3 separate regions of the Homo sapiens genome follow, and regions 1 and 3 are each linked to region 2. The links are chromatin loops, found by intact Hi-C in ENCODE. Cell type or tissue: PC-3. All regions are shown on one strand. Region 1 has its middle 110 kb from the start of SNHG5. Region 2 has its middle 190 kb from the start of SNHG5. Region 3 has its middle 120 kb from the start of SNHG5.

Region 1 (5,000 bases), 74 kb before region 2:
CAACCCTGCCAATACCCTAATTTTGAACTTTTGGTCTCCAGAAATTTGAGAAAATAAATTTTTGTTGTTGTAAGCCACCAAGTTTGTGGTAATTTGTTATGGAAGCCCTGGGGAAAAGAGACAATCTTGAAACAGCCTTGCATGCACAAGAATGGACTCCCCAGCTCAGGCATCACAACTGTGACCTCACCCCATGAAATCAATTGTCCTTTGGTTACCCCTTAAGCCAACAGATGTGTACACCAGCTCAGTCACCTGTCAAAACAGACCTGAGGATGAGGCCCATTTTGGTCCTTTCAGGCTGCTATAACAAATGTTCTTAATCTACTTAATTTATAAATAACAGAAATTTATTGCTCACAGTTCTGGAGGCTGTGAAGTCCAAAATCAAGACACTAGCAGATTGATGTCTGGTAAGAAATAGCCCTCTCTGCTTCTAAGATTGTTCCTTCTTGCTATGTACTCATATGACAGAAGGGATGAACAAGAAACCATGGGTCTTTTTTCTAAGGGAATTCATCCCATTCATGAGGGCTCCATCCATGTGGCTTAATCACCTTCCAAAGACCTCATTTCTTAATACTACTGCATTAGGAATTAGGTTTTAACATATGAATTTTGGGGGACACAAACATTCAGACAATAACAAGGCTCAAGCCGGCTTGAAAGTGGCTTGAGGTTGTTGAGACAGGGAGTTCTGGGTATGCATATATAATCTTGAAGGATGTAGGTTCTGATTGATACCTCCCTTTGGCCTTGTGGAATCCTTGCCCCATAGACAGCTGAAGGAGTATCAGAGTGGAACTTGCCAAAAGCTCCTTGCTTAGTTCTAAGAGTGTGTGTTGGTTAATTTTATATGTCAACTTGACTGGGCTAAGGAATACCCAGATAGCTGGCAGAAAATTATTTCTGGGCATGTCTGCAAAGATGTTTCCAGAAGAGATTAGCATTTAAATTAGTCTAATAAGTAAAGCAGATCTACCCTCACAAATATGGTTGGTCATCATCCAATCCATTAAGGGCCTGCCTAGAACAAAATGTGGAGGAAGGACAAATTTACCCTTTCTGTTTGAGCTGAACCATTCATTTTTTCCAATTCTCAGACATAGATGCTTCTGGTTTATGGGCCTTCAGACTCATACTGGGATTTATATTATTGGCTCCATTGGTTCTTCAGCCTTTTGGCTTTGAGTAGAACTGGCTTTCCTGGGCCTCCAGTGTGTTGATAGCAGATTGTGGGACTTCTCAGCCTCCATAATCATTTGAGCCAATCCCTCATTATAAATCTATTTCTGTATATCTATATATGTCATATTGGCTCTGTTTCTCTAGAAAACCCTGATGAATACAAGGTGGTACTGCTAATGGTCTCTTTCTGTCTAGGTTATTTAACTTCTTAGCAGCATTTTATTCAGTTAATCACTATCTCCTCCTCTGTTCTCTGAAACACTTTTCTCATTTGGTGCCTGCGGTCTCTCACTCTCCTAGTGTTATTGCCACCTTCTTGGCCACTCTTTTCAGTTTTCTTTGCTGGTTGTTCTTCTTTAAATGTTGGAGTGCCCTACCTTCTTTATGTAGCTATACTCTATCTTTAGTATTCTCTTTTCTCTCTCCCTTTTTTTTTTTTTTAGACAGGGTCTCATTCTCTTGCCCAGAATGGAGTGTAGTGGCATGATGTTGGCTCACTGCAACCTCAACCTCCTGAACCTCCTGTGTTCAAGTGATTCTCCTGCCTCAGCCTCTTGTGTAGCTGGAATTACAGGCATGTGTCACCATACCTGGCTAATTTCTGTATTTTTAGTAGAGACGAGGTTTCACCATGTTGGCCAGGCTGGTCTCAAACACCTGACCTGGAGGTGATTCGCCTGCCTTGGCCTCTCAAAGTGCTGGGATTACAGGTATGAGCTATCGTGCCCAGCCTCCTTCTTTCTTTCTTTTTATTTTTAAAATGAAAGCAAGTTTATTAAGAAAGTAAAGAAATAAAAGAATGGGTACTCCATAGCCAGAGCAGCAGCATGGGCGGCTTGACTGGGTATACTTATTTTTTGATCATAGTGGTGGATTATTCATGAGTTTTCCAGGAAAAGTGTGGGTAATTCCTAGAACTGAGGGTTCCTCTTCTTTTTAGACCATAAAGGTTAACTTCCTGACATTTCCATGGAATTTGTAAACTGTCATAGTGTGGGTGGGAGTGTCTTTTAGCATGCTAATGCATTATAATTAGCATATAATGAGTAGTGAGGATGACTAGGTCACTTTCATTGACATCTTAGTTTTGGCGGGTTTTGGCAGGCTTCTTTACTACATCCTGTTTTGTCAGCAAAGTCTTTGTGACTTATATCTTGTACTGACCTCCTATTTCATTCTGTGACTAAGAATGCCTAACCTCCTGGGAATGCAGCCCAGTAGGTCTCAGGCTTATTTTATCCAGACTAATATGGTTTGGCTCTGTATCCCCACCCAAATTTCATGTCAAATTGTAATTTTCAATGTTGGGGGAGGTACCTGGTGGGAGGTGACTGGATTTTGGGGGTGGATTTTCCCCTTGCTGTTTTTATGATAGTGAGTGAGCGCTCATGAGATATGGTTGTTTGAAAGTGTGTAGAACTTTCCCCTTCACTCTCTCTTCCTCCTGCTCTGGCCATGTGAAGACGTGCCTTTCTTCCCCTTCACCTTCCACCATGATTGTAATTTTCCTGAGGCCTCCCCAGCCATGCAGAACTGTGAGTCAATTAAATCTCTTTTCTTTATAAATGACCCAGTTTCAGGTATGTCTTTATAGCAGTGTGAGACTCGACTAAAACACAGCCCCTATTCAAGATGGAGTCACTCTGGATGGAATGCCTCGGACATATTCCCCCCTCCCTTTTACAAGGGGACCCTTAATTCTAAGGGTTGCAGAAGGATGAAGATCCATCTTCTATAACTTCTTCAGACTGAATAGAGGTGATGATATTTCTGCCTATTAGGGTATCTTGTATTCAGTGTAGAGAGGAGCTCATTCTGAAAGCATCAATATGGTGAGGGCCATCTATAACTCTGAGTTCTGACCAAAGGTGATATCCATCCCTCTTGTTTGTTCTGAGCTGAAACCAAAGTTCACTGGTTGGTTCAAAGGAATAAGCAGGGTCAGTTGCAGGTCAAGAACTCTATACAGCTGGGGTTCCCAACCCCTGGGCCATGGACTGATACCAGTCTGTGGACTGTTAGGAATTGGGCTGCACAGTAGGTGGTGAGTGGTGAGCATGTGTGCAAAGCTTCATGTTTATTTACTGTTGCTCCCCATCACTTGCATTACTGCCTGAGCTCTGCCTCTTGTCAGACGAGTGGTGGCATTAGACTCTCATAGAATTGTGAGCCTTATTGTGAACTGCACATATGAGGGATCTAGGTTGCATGCTCCTTATGAGAATCCAATGCCTGATGATCTGTCAGTGTCTCCCATCATCCCTAGATGAGACTGTCTGGTTGCAGGAAAACAAGCTCAGGGCTCCCACTGATTCTACATTATGGTGAGTTGTATAATTATTTCATGATATTATATGTTACAATGTAATAACAATAGAAATAAATTGCACAAAAAATTTAATGTGCTTGAATCATCGTGAACCCCCACACCCCACCCCAGTGAAAAAGTAGTCTTCCATGAAACCGATCACTGGTGCCAAAATTGTTGGTGACCACTGCTGTACAGGGACTATGTAGACAAAATATGAGGCCAGTTTTCCAAACAGGATTTGATCGGCTCTATGAGTAAAATTTGATTCCTTAAAAGTGTGTTTTTATCTAAAAGCCTTGGTAGGAAAACCAGTGTCTCAAATTGTGTCCCAAAGTGTCACCAATTGTTGGCTAATTGGTGCTGCAGTCAATTTCCTTGGGGTTGGGGGGTCTCTTTAGTATAATCCCTTTGTGGTTCATCAGGAAGATGTTACTGGAAAAGGGTCTGATCTAGACCCCAACAGAGAGTTTTTGGACCTCACACAAGAAAGAATTTGGGGGAAGTCCATAGAGTAAGGTGAAACCAAGTTTATTAAGAAAGTAAAGGGATCAAAGAATGGCTATTCCATAGGCAGGACAGCCTATCTTTAGTATTTTCATGCAGTTTTTTTTAAATGCTCATGTCTATCAAATTTGTATCTTTAGCTCAGCCCTCTCCTGAACTCCTGACTTTTGTATTCAATTATGTTTTATGTCTCCATTTGGAGAATCTAGTAGGCTTCTAAGAATTCACATGTCCAAAAGCACTCTTCAGTACCCCTAAACTTGTACCTCCACCAGGATTCTCAATCTCCATTAATGTACTTTCACCTATCCCATTGATCAGGGTAAAAATCTTAGAGGTGTTCTTGAGTCTCCCTCTTACTCTCTGCATCCAATTAGTTGGCAAATTATCAGTTGGGTTTCTAAAATACATCCTAAATCTGACAACTTATTTTCATCTTCATTTTTATTAATTTAAACCTTGGCCAAGCCAGAGACTGGGTTTCTCCCTAGTCTTGTGTGCACACAGTTTTGCACACAGGACAAATGGAAGTAATAAATAAAGTATCTAAACCAGATTATATCACTCTTCAGCTAAAGCCTTAATTGGCTTCCATCATGCTTTGAATAACATCCCAAATCCTCTCTATGGCCTCTGTGACTTGCCCTTGCTCACCTTAGTCTTCATCCCCACCACTCTTCCCTTTGCTCACTGTAGTCCAGCCACACTGACACTCTTCCATTCTCAAACATGCCAAGCTTAATTCTGCCTCAGAGACTTCTGTGATTCTGATTCTCTCTTCTCAGACCTCAGATGTTTGCATTCAGGGTCCCCTCGTTTTTGAGGTTTCTGCATTCTGTTCTCCTATTTAAAATAGACATGTAATTACCCAGCTAACTCTCTATCCAATTACCTTGTTTTAATTTTTTCATAGTACTCATCTCTAAGCTCCATAGGTTGGAAATTGTATGTTTTGTTATAGTGTCTTCAGCACCAATAACTGTGTCTGTCAGAGAGA
Region 2 (5,000 bases):
TGTACCTAATTATGAACACTTTGTATGGTTATTCCTAAAGCCTGCATTTGCTTTCTTAAGGCTAATTTCCCTAGTTCCTGGGGGTCACCTTTAATTTGAGCTATGATTTGGGGGTGGCTGACCAAACAAAATCTTATAGAGCAAATACCCAGTTTATTTGGTGGGGGTGCACCTGACTCGGAGGAGGACCATAGGCAAAAACCTGATGCTATCTCTAATGAATTTCCTGGCAATATTTCTTCAGTAGCTGCTTGAGTGTCCAGTTCATACGTTCTACCTTTTCCTGAACTTTGCAGCTGATACGCTGTATGTAACTTTCATTTTATTTTTAACAGTCTTGTTAAATTTTGCACTATTTCAGCTACAAATGCTGGCCCATTGTCTGAATATAAAGTTAGAGGCAGTCCAAACCTGGGGATAATGTTTTTTAACCGTACTTTAGTCACTTCTTGTACTTTTTCTGTCCTGGTGGGGAAAGCTTCAACCTGCCCTGAAAAGGTGCAATCAAGCACTAGCATGTACCAGTAGCTGGCACGGGGCAGTTCTGTAAAGTCTATAAGCAAGTTTTCACAAGGCATGGCTCCTCCTCCTGTTCAGTTTCCCAGAGGAGGGGTTCTTTTTCTCCTCTTTTGTAACTCCATCTAGTGGCTTAGCCATCAGTGAGAAACTGGAATCCAGATATAGCAGAATCCTGCTGCTTTTAACTTCTAATGTGACTGTGGGCTCCTGAAAGCCTAATGAGAAGGTGCTCGGTCTGTCCAAGTCCTTACATCCTTCAGCTTCTGCCAGCCTGATCAGATCAGTATTTGGTTTCTCCAAGGTGTGGCAGCCCTTGGCCAATGGCCTCTTTGTCTCGTGGCCTTGGCCATTTCCCTCATTGCCTTCTGAACATTCATCCTTCCAGTGTCCTTTCTTTTTTCATCTCACACATTAATCTCTTTCTAGCCTTGTCCTGCTCTTGAATCCTTGCCTAACTTGACTTCTTCCACCTCTATGTCTGTGTCCACTGTGTTCTTTCACATTGCTAATCTCTCTTTCTATAATAGCTGTTGCCAACAATTGACCTTTTTCTTAAGCCTTCAATTTACTTTCCTTTTTCCTTCCTGAGTTCTCCTGCTCCTGCAGCCAGCCAGTGGGGCTGGGCATTGGCACGGGCCCTGCCCCTGCACACTGCCATCTGTCTCTCCTGTTTCTTTCTGATTTCCCTTTTACTTTCTTCTTTCCTTTCTCACACTTACTCTTACTTTCTCCTTTCCTTCTTCCTTGCTCTTCTCCTGGCGTCGGTTCCCAGGCCCCTCTTTTTCCAGATAAAGCTGGGCTGGGGAGAGGGACTTAACCCTTGGCATGCCTAGCTGCTGTGCTTGTTGCTTTTGCTCTTTCCCATTTTGTTCCCTGGTCACAGTTAACATACACCTTTGTGGCCACTTTTATAGACTGGGTGGTATTCATGCCTGCAACTTCTGCTTGATGTCACCCTGGGCTTGCCCTACAAATGAAGTATTTACCATATGCTGATGTTCAGCAGAGTTAAATGGGGTGTAAAGCCAGAATGCTTCACAGAATACCTCATAAAACTGACTTAGGCTCTCGTCAGCTCCCTGAAGCACTTCTGAAATCTTCCTTATATTAATTGCTTTCCTTCTACCAACTCTTAGCCCCTGCAGAAGTGCCTCTAGCTAACTCTGCAAATGCTGGAGCTGAGTTGCATCCTCTGGGTCCCAGGTGGGATCCTGGTCATCATAACAGATAAGTCCTTGCATCTTCCTGAGAGGCATTTGCATAGCTTGAGCACAGCCAGATCTGAGACGGCCCACTTGACTCTCTTGACTTCTTTCCGTGGCCTCTCGGGGCTCTGATCCTCCCTTTCGAGGTGAGATCTGGGGGGTGTTAGCTCCTGAATCTGTTTCCTGGGGGGCTGTTGGTCTTGGTAAAAGGGGGGTAGGCTGGGACGTATGGAGAAAGAATTTCTGTTACCTCTGGAGGCTCCTGTAAAACTGGCTTCTCTTGCTCTCTCTAGGATTCTCCCTTTAACTCTGTGTCTGCTGGCAAAGCTGCTCTTACTTTCACTTTTGGCTTTTTTGCTATAAGCCATTAAACAGGGCTGGATCTATGCCAGTTTTGTCTGTATTGTATTTAACCATGAGTCAACATAAAGGAATTTATCTGGGTACACTGGCTGTCCTCTGACCCCTGCCACCACCTTAAATACATGGCCAATTGTTCCTTGTCTATAGTTCCTTCGGTCGGCCATCCAACACCAAAAGTGGGCCATTCTAATTCACAGAGAGTTCTCAACCTCTTAGGGGTTAACTTAACTGTATAATCCCCTGCAAAACCTTTCTTAAGGTTCCGTAACATGCACTCTAGTAGAGTAAGTTTTGATGTTTTGATGACTTTCCTCCCATTCCTCCTTTTACGACACAGCACATTCACTCTTGCACACTCACCCTCTCGTTTTGGCCGGTTACACCGTCTCCTATTATGGGATTTTTCAGATGCTGCTTGACTTTGGAGAGGTTCTTATTCCTACTACAACTCTGACCTGTAGGGCAGCTCCTATTAGCTGTATGCAGATTTCCACTAGTCTTAGTCAGCCCCACACTTTCTTGGAGCACACAGTCCACATTAAGATCTGTGACTCCCCACTTTGCAGCTGATGAGCCTAATTAGGTCCCTGCATTCACACACTTTCACACACTTTTAGTTCTCATGTTTGCAATCGGGGTGGTGAGCCACTCTTGCCCCCTCTAGTTTTGCAGTTGGGGTGGCAAGCCACTCTTGCCACCTCCAGTTCCCAGTTGGGGTGGAGAGCCACTCTTGCCACCTCTAGTTCCCAGTTGGGGTGGCACGCCACTCTCACCACCTCCAGATTACTAGCTGACTTAGTGAGCCACTCTCGTGTCCTGTGTCGGTGGGGTGTGAGTTTCATCTGAATTGGTGAGTCACTCTCATCACCCCCAGCCCCTGTGGGTCAAACTATTCAGCACACCCCAGGAGGTGATCAGGCTCCCCTTCTGTCCAAGGGATGGGTCCTGCCTTAGGCCTCCAAAACCTTACCGCAGTTCCTGAAGCACGCTGTTTTTGAATTCATCCTGTAGTCTCTCTTTAGGTTCCATGGTGCTGCTGGGTAGGGGCACTGGGTCAGGGGAGAGCTGATCTCCCTTCTGGGCTGAAGTCCTCCCGGTGGTGCCTGGGGTCACAGGTTTCCTGAGGCCCGTGCTCCAACCCCAGAGGCAAAGGAGACAGTAAGCCTGCTGTCTCCATTCACTTCGTGGTCACCAAAAATGTTGTAAACTGAGGAATGGTGAGACCAATACCGAGTACAGGAGGATTTGTTTATTTTAGGCACACACTGGCTCAGAGGATTCACGTCCAAAAGCTGATCCCTGAACAAAGACAGAGTGGGGTTTTTATAAGCAGCCTTACAGAAGCAAAATAAAAGCAGTAGCAAAATAAAAGCAGTTAATCATACAGTAATAGGTCACATAATCTATAGCATAACATTAACTTGTGACCTAGCCTGTGGCCTTGTAGCTGCATTAAAAGAAAAACAAGAGCTGGCTAAATACAGATATTTGTAAAACCTAATCATGCTATTCATGCTTAAGAAGCCTGGAAAAAGAGTACCATAAAAGAACCTTTCTCTTTATTTTCTTTCAGCCTTGCTCTGGAAGGGAGGGGGTGTGTCTGCAGCCTATTTTTTTGGCCTTGGCTATTCCAACAGAGTTATCATCTAACTGTCCTTGAAATGAGCTGCTAGGTGAAGGAAAACTTGTTCTTTTTTTTTAACCTTTGCCTTGCCACATTCTGGGCCTTAGCTTTTACTTTTCTTGGAGTGAATAAATGCAGTACTTATTATTATTATTATTTTAAATTTCTGCCTCATGGCAACTACTATTTTTTCTGTATCTATGAATTTGACTACTCTAGACACCTCCTATAAGGGGAATCATAAAGTATTTGTCTCTTTGTATCTGGCTTATTTCACATAGCATAATGTCCTCAAGGTGCATCCAAGTTGTAGCATGTATTAGCATTTACCTCCTTGAGGCTGAATAATATTCAATTGTATGCATGTACCACATTTTGCTTATCCATTTAGTACTCAATAAACACTTGGGTCATTTCTATGTTTTAGCTATTTAGAATAATGCTGCTATTAACATGGGGGTACAAATATCTCTCAAAGTCCCTGCTTTCATTTTTTTGAGTATATAGCCAGAAATGGATTCACTGGATTACATGGTAACTCTGTTTTTGATTTTTCAAAGTTATTGCCATGCTGTTTTCCACAGTGGCTGTACTATTTTACTTTCTGAGCAGCAGCGCACAAGGGTTTCAACTTTTCCACTTCCTTACTAATATTTGTTATTTTCTTTTTCTTTTTAATATTAACAACCCTAATGGAAGTGAAGTGTTATCTTGCAGTTTTGACTTGCATTTCCCTAATGATTAATGACGTTGAATATCTTTGCTATTTGTGTGTCTCCTTTGGAGAAATGTCCATGCAAATCCTTTGTCTATTTTTGAATAAGGTTATTTGTTTTCTTTTATTGCTGTTGAGTTTTAGGAGTTCTCTATATATTCTGGATATTAATCTCATATTAGATACACGAGTTGCAAATATTTCCTCTCATTGTGTACATTGCCCTTTTACTTTGTTAATATAGTCTTTTGATTTAAAGACATTTAAAATTATTCTTGGGCAGTTTCCCTCAGCTTTGTCTGACGGAAGCTGCTGGGCTTCTGCTTCCAGCTGGTGGAGGGTGAGGCATTGCCAATAGTGGCCAGGCATCCAGTGCTGGTAGCCTGCATCTGTGCCCCACCCGCAGCACCCTGAGCCCACTATTTCTGCCGTAGGCAGCCCAACCAGCGGCCGAGATGTAGGCCATCAAGTATGTGGTGGTGGGAGATGGAGCTGTAGGGAAAACTTACCAACTCATCAGTGATCAGCTATACAACCTGGAGAATATATCCCTATTGTCTTTGACAATCACTAT
Region 3 (5,000 bases), 65 kb before region 2:
TGTATTGGGTTCCCTCTTACTAAACTCTGGAATAATGGCTCTCAGTGAGGCAGTACTGCCTCCTGTGGGGGATAGACTGAAAATTAATGGAGACTTTTGTGCTTAACACAATGATTGAGGGTGTTACTGGAATTTTGTGGAGGAGGGACCAGTATGCTAATGTCATGTAATTCAAGAACAGTATCATACAATAAAGGATTGTCTCTCCAGATGTTTACACCGATGAAAATAAGAAAAAAAGAGAATTGCCTGCATTCACATAACTTGTTAAAATTTGCACAAATTTATGGGGTACAAATGCAATTTTGTTACATGCATAGATTGTGTAGTGGTCAAGTAAGGACTTTTAGAATATCCATCACCTGAATAACATATATTGTACCCATTAAGTAATTTCCCATCATCTACCCCCAGCCCACTCCCTCCCCTTTCCAAGTCTCCGTTGTCTGTCATTTCACTTTCTACATCCACATATACACATTTTTAGTACCCACTCATGAGTGAGAACATGTGATATTGCACTTTCTGTGTCTAGCTTGTTTCACTTAACACAATTACTTTTATTAATAGTTCTATCCATGTTGCTACAAAAAACATGGTTTCATTTTTTTTGGCTGAATAATATTCCATTGTGTGTATATACCACATTTTCTTTTCTAATCATCCATTGATGGACACTTAAGTTGATCCTGTATCTTTGCTATTGTGAATAGTGCTGTGACAAACAATGAGTGCAGGTAGCTTTCTGATACACTGATTTTTTTTCCTTTGGGTAGATACCCAGCACTGGGATTGCTGGGTTGAATGATAGTTCTATTTTTAGTTCCTTGTGAAATTTCCATGCTGTTTTCCATAGACATTGTACTAATTTACATTCTTTTGTGGATGAAAGCTTGCTCACTTAAATTGTGTGCTGCCTGGGTAAGGCACATCACCTGGAAGGGGTTGTGTTCTGAGGAAAAGGTGATGGGAGCAAAGACTGGATTCGACTTCTCTCCCTGCAGGGTTATATATGGCAGAAAGGTCACATCTGGGGAACTGGGGCCTATGAAGCCTGGCTCTGTGTGTGGCCCAGCTGTTGAGGAACTAGGAAGCAACCACTGATCTTGTGCCTCTTCTGTAGACTATGTGGGTTTGTTTTCCTTGAACAAGTTCACCTCATGAGGTAACCTCATGAGAGACTCTGATCCAGATCCACTTAGCTGAGCCTCTCCCAGGGTCCTGACAGACAGAAAGTGTGAGATAAATAAATGTCTGTTGTTTTAGGCTGCTTAATTTTGGGACAATTTGTAACAGCGATAGATAACCAATACATACTAGTTAACAATTCTGTATATTTTTCCTGTTCAAATTGCTGGTTTGCTTTCTGTTTCCTGACTGACATAAACATGGAAATAAACATAAAAGAAATTTTAAAAATAATAATAAGGTTTACTAGGAGGAAAAATCTCAAACTACTTTAAGTTGGAATATTGATATTATTTATGAGTTCAGATAAAATAGCACCAAACTAAAGTGATTATTTCTATGTATCAATCTGTTTAAGGGTAATTTTATGTGCTCTATATCTATGAAATTTGATAAATAAATTTCTTTATGTCAGTAAGAAATTCAATTTAATTAAATCACTTTTTAGACTCTCAAAAGGAGAAACATATTAAAAAAGACATGTTTTATATGCATATATTTTAAAAAGACATATATATGTATACACACATATGTACACACACATCTGTGCACACACCCATATAAAATGAAGAAAACACCAAGTTCCAATATCAATCCTTTAAGTAAAAACATATTTGTTCTTAACATAAAGTGAAGTATCTGAGTTATACAACATGTATCAGCTCGTAGGCTTTAACAGACTGTCGGTGTTTTACCCTACACAGCCTATCTTTTGATATCAGGTGTAAAGTTACTGATAGCTCTAACATCTGACTTTTGCACTGTGGCCAAAAAATGGCTTTCGGGGCTGAGGTCCTGGACCTTACAAGTTAAATAGTTTATTTTTGAGAGGATGGAAGTTTAATTTTATAGTTTCTGCAGAACTGGAAGCCCTTCATTAAAAATGACTCTGGCTATTTATTCACTAGTCATTCCAAGCCTGTGAAATAATCACCCTTCCAATCATAAGCAAGTAAGGGGGTGACCATGAAGTCAGCTATTTGTTGGACTTCAGGTAGCTGAGAAAGTCAGAGATTGGCTACGGCTATTTGTAACACTGGTTTCCATTACAAGATGGCATAGAAAGCAATAATTTAAGATTACCAAAGAAAAATTTCAAGGATTTATGAAAGAATATGGTGGTAAATCAGAGTATAAGTAAATTGCCAAAGATGAGTCTAGTAAGTGGTGGAGCTGAGATTTAAATTCAGGTGCTCTGGCTTTAAAGTCCTTGTTCTTAATAGGTATAGGTATTTAGGGAAAGGAATATCAGGGGATGTAAGGTAGAGAATGATGTATCCCTTAAGGCCTGACTTCCTGCATGAATCCTTGTTGAATAATTTTAGCTGGATGTAATCCCTCCCAGCTCTGAACAACTCTAACTCATAGTGTCCATTCCAGTACTCCTGTGATATTTTTCATAAATGGCAACATAATACAGTTATTTCTGTATACAGCTTATAAATTGAGATTTATTTAAGTTATTCAAAAAATTTCGTGCATAATTTGAAGTTTTACAAGTCAAATTTTAAATAGATTGTTGAGATTTCTATATATAGCAACTTCGACAAAATTACAAGTAGGTACAGCATTAGGTGGGTCAATCCCGTTTTTAGGAATTCATTTTACAGATATACTTGCAAAATGATAGATGTACAAGGTTATTCTTTGCAGAATTGTTTGTAATAGCAAAAAACTGATGATGCATCTCTAGGAGTCATAAATGTTTTTCCTCAAATATTTACATTTCTTCCCCCCTGGGTGGGATTGCCTTTCTTGACTCTTTTATGGCTGGATAGGGCCATGTGATGAGTTGTGAACAGAAATATGTGTCTCATTTTGAGGTCAGGGCATTTAATAGGCAGGGTGGGGCCCTCTAGAACTTTTTCTTCTCTGCCACAGTAACTGGCAATGTTTGAGATGAAAACTGTTCCATTAGCCCGGGTCAGACATGATATGGAATAGAATACCAGGTCAAAACTGCCACTGACATGTAGCATGAGTGTAAAATGATCCTTTGTTTTTAAAAAAACCACAAATATTTTGTCATTGTAGTGAAGCTCAAAAAACCTTTGTAAAGTCAAAGTAGCAGCTTCGTATTGAGGAGTTCTCAGGAATAATGGAAGAAATTTGCAAAGAAATCTTTATTAGGATGGGTTTCCAGGTATCCCTTAAACAATTCACAATTAGGCTATTAATAAGGCCTCAGATAAAATAGGAGTACTGAAAGCTTTTGCAGTTTATCAAATCCTAATCTGAGCAAAATCTAGAAGTTGAAAAGATGTAAGAAAATGCATTAATTTGTGTTCTTTGTAATTTGAAGTTATCTAAATTGAATAATTATTTTCAGAATGTACCTTTCATTTAAAATTATTCATGGTGTTTTACTTGCATGTTTCTTATAGTTGTACTAAATGATGTGTGTTAGTCATGTGACACCAACTGACAGATTCAGACTATGCAGGTAAGCAATTGATCTTACAAATTTATTAAGGTGTCTGACATACTTGTGTAGAAACACAATAGAATACAAACCTTAATTAATGTGTAGGAGTTTTTTATGTTTAAAGAAGTGTTGTGGCTAGGTGTGGTGGCTTGCACCTATAAACCCAGCACTTTGGGAGGCCGAGGTGGGAGGATCACTTGAGTCCAGGAACTTGAGACCATCTTGGGCAACATAAAGAGACCCCCAACTCCACAAACAAATAAAAAATTAGCTAGATGTGGTGGCATGGGCCTGTGGTTCTGCTACTTGGGAGGTAGAGGTGGGAGAATGGCTGGAGCCTGGGTTTTGGAGGCTGCAATGAGCTATGATCATGCCACTGTACTACAGCCTGGGTGACACAGTGAGACTCTGTCTCAAAAAAAAGTGTTGTTCCTTAAGTGGTTAATTTTAGGGGCCTCATTTTAAGCATAAGGAAATCATTTTGCCTTAAAAGAAGAGAATAGTTTTCTCTTATTCACATTTTTATATACATTAATCATTATCCCAACGATGGTCAATTACCAGTTTGTTCCTTTTTCCCAGCTCATTAACTCTGAGGCTTATTTTTTTTTCTAGATTCTAAATATTCATCATGTTCAAATCAGCTTTGTGCTGCTTTCTCTGAATCACTTTTTATTTTAGTTTGAGCTTTCAAACTCCTGTTTCATACCCGGCATCTGTCTGTCTGTCTGTCTGTCTGTCTGTCTGTCTATCTATCTATCTATCTATCTAAGAACATGAAACTGCTGTTTGATTGAAAATATTGATAAAGGCAATCGAGCCAAACCCATTTTCCTCTGCAGGCTACTTCCTGTACTCAATTGTCATGAACAGCATGGTGGGCTCACTGCTTTCAGTAATTATTAAACTGGTTCTTTCCTTTCCCTTAGAACTCTCACTAGGGTGTGAGGATAGCATTGGGCTTTTATATGGGAATGGAAAATTCCAGCTGCATTATGCATGTCATACAAAGCAGGGCATCAACACCTTTTCTGGATCTTTCCTGTTTTCCTTGATTTAAAGCCATTTTTTTTAATGAGGTCAGTGGGTATAGTCAAGTGACACAAGAAAGTTTCTTAATGATATAGAAACAGAATTTTAAAACCTGTAACAACAACATCAACAAAATCAAACCATGTTTGATATCCTCATTGCAATAAAAAAAAATCAAACCAATATAACAGGTTGTTAAATCAAATGCACATTTAGAAATTGTTAGTTATTTCTGGGAAAATCAAACGTTCTTAAAAGTATTTTTGTCTGTATTTATGCTCTGTGATCTCATTTGTAGGGAATTGCTAAGCCATATACATTTACCAGAAGGAAATTCTTTTTTTTGTACAGGTTA

Evidence for each region. Peaks named below come from ENCODE experiments on the same cell type or tissue, not always from the same donor. Only the 100,000 strongest peaks of a DNase experiment are listed, where the experiment ranks them.
Region 1: a loop joins it to region 2, with 7 times the contacts of the local background. A loop is called at or near these places in 2 of 110 quality-filtered maps.
Region 3: a loop joins it to region 2, with 5 times the contacts of the local background. A loop is called at or near these places in 3 of 110 quality-filtered maps.

Annotation. Positions count from the first base shown.
Region 1 is chr6:85,790,144-85,795,143 of GRCh38, forward strand. No RefSeq gene overlaps it. Among named protein-coding and RNA genes, the nearest start is that of SNHG5, 110 kb to the left of the region's middle. In PC-3, no CTCF peak of the experiment used is centred here; a DNase peak (open chromatin) is centred at 2,328; H3K27ac peaks cover 1,262 bases.
Region 2 is chr6:85,864,063-85,869,062 of GRCh38, forward strand. It overlaps the pseudogene LOC100133102. Among named protein-coding and RNA genes, the nearest start is that of SNHG5, 190 kb to the left of the region's middle. In PC-3, no CTCF peak of the experiment used is centred here; a DNase peak (open chromatin) is centred at 2,109; H3K4me3 peaks cover 1,885 bases; H3K27ac peaks cover 1,450 bases.
Region 3 is chr6:85,799,375-85,804,374 of GRCh38, forward strand. No RefSeq gene overlaps it. Among named protein-coding and RNA genes, the nearest start is that of SNHG5, 120 kb to the left of the region's middle. In PC-3, a CTCF peak has its summit at 52; a DNase peak (open chromatin) is centred at 2,967; H3K27ac peaks cover 1,006 bases.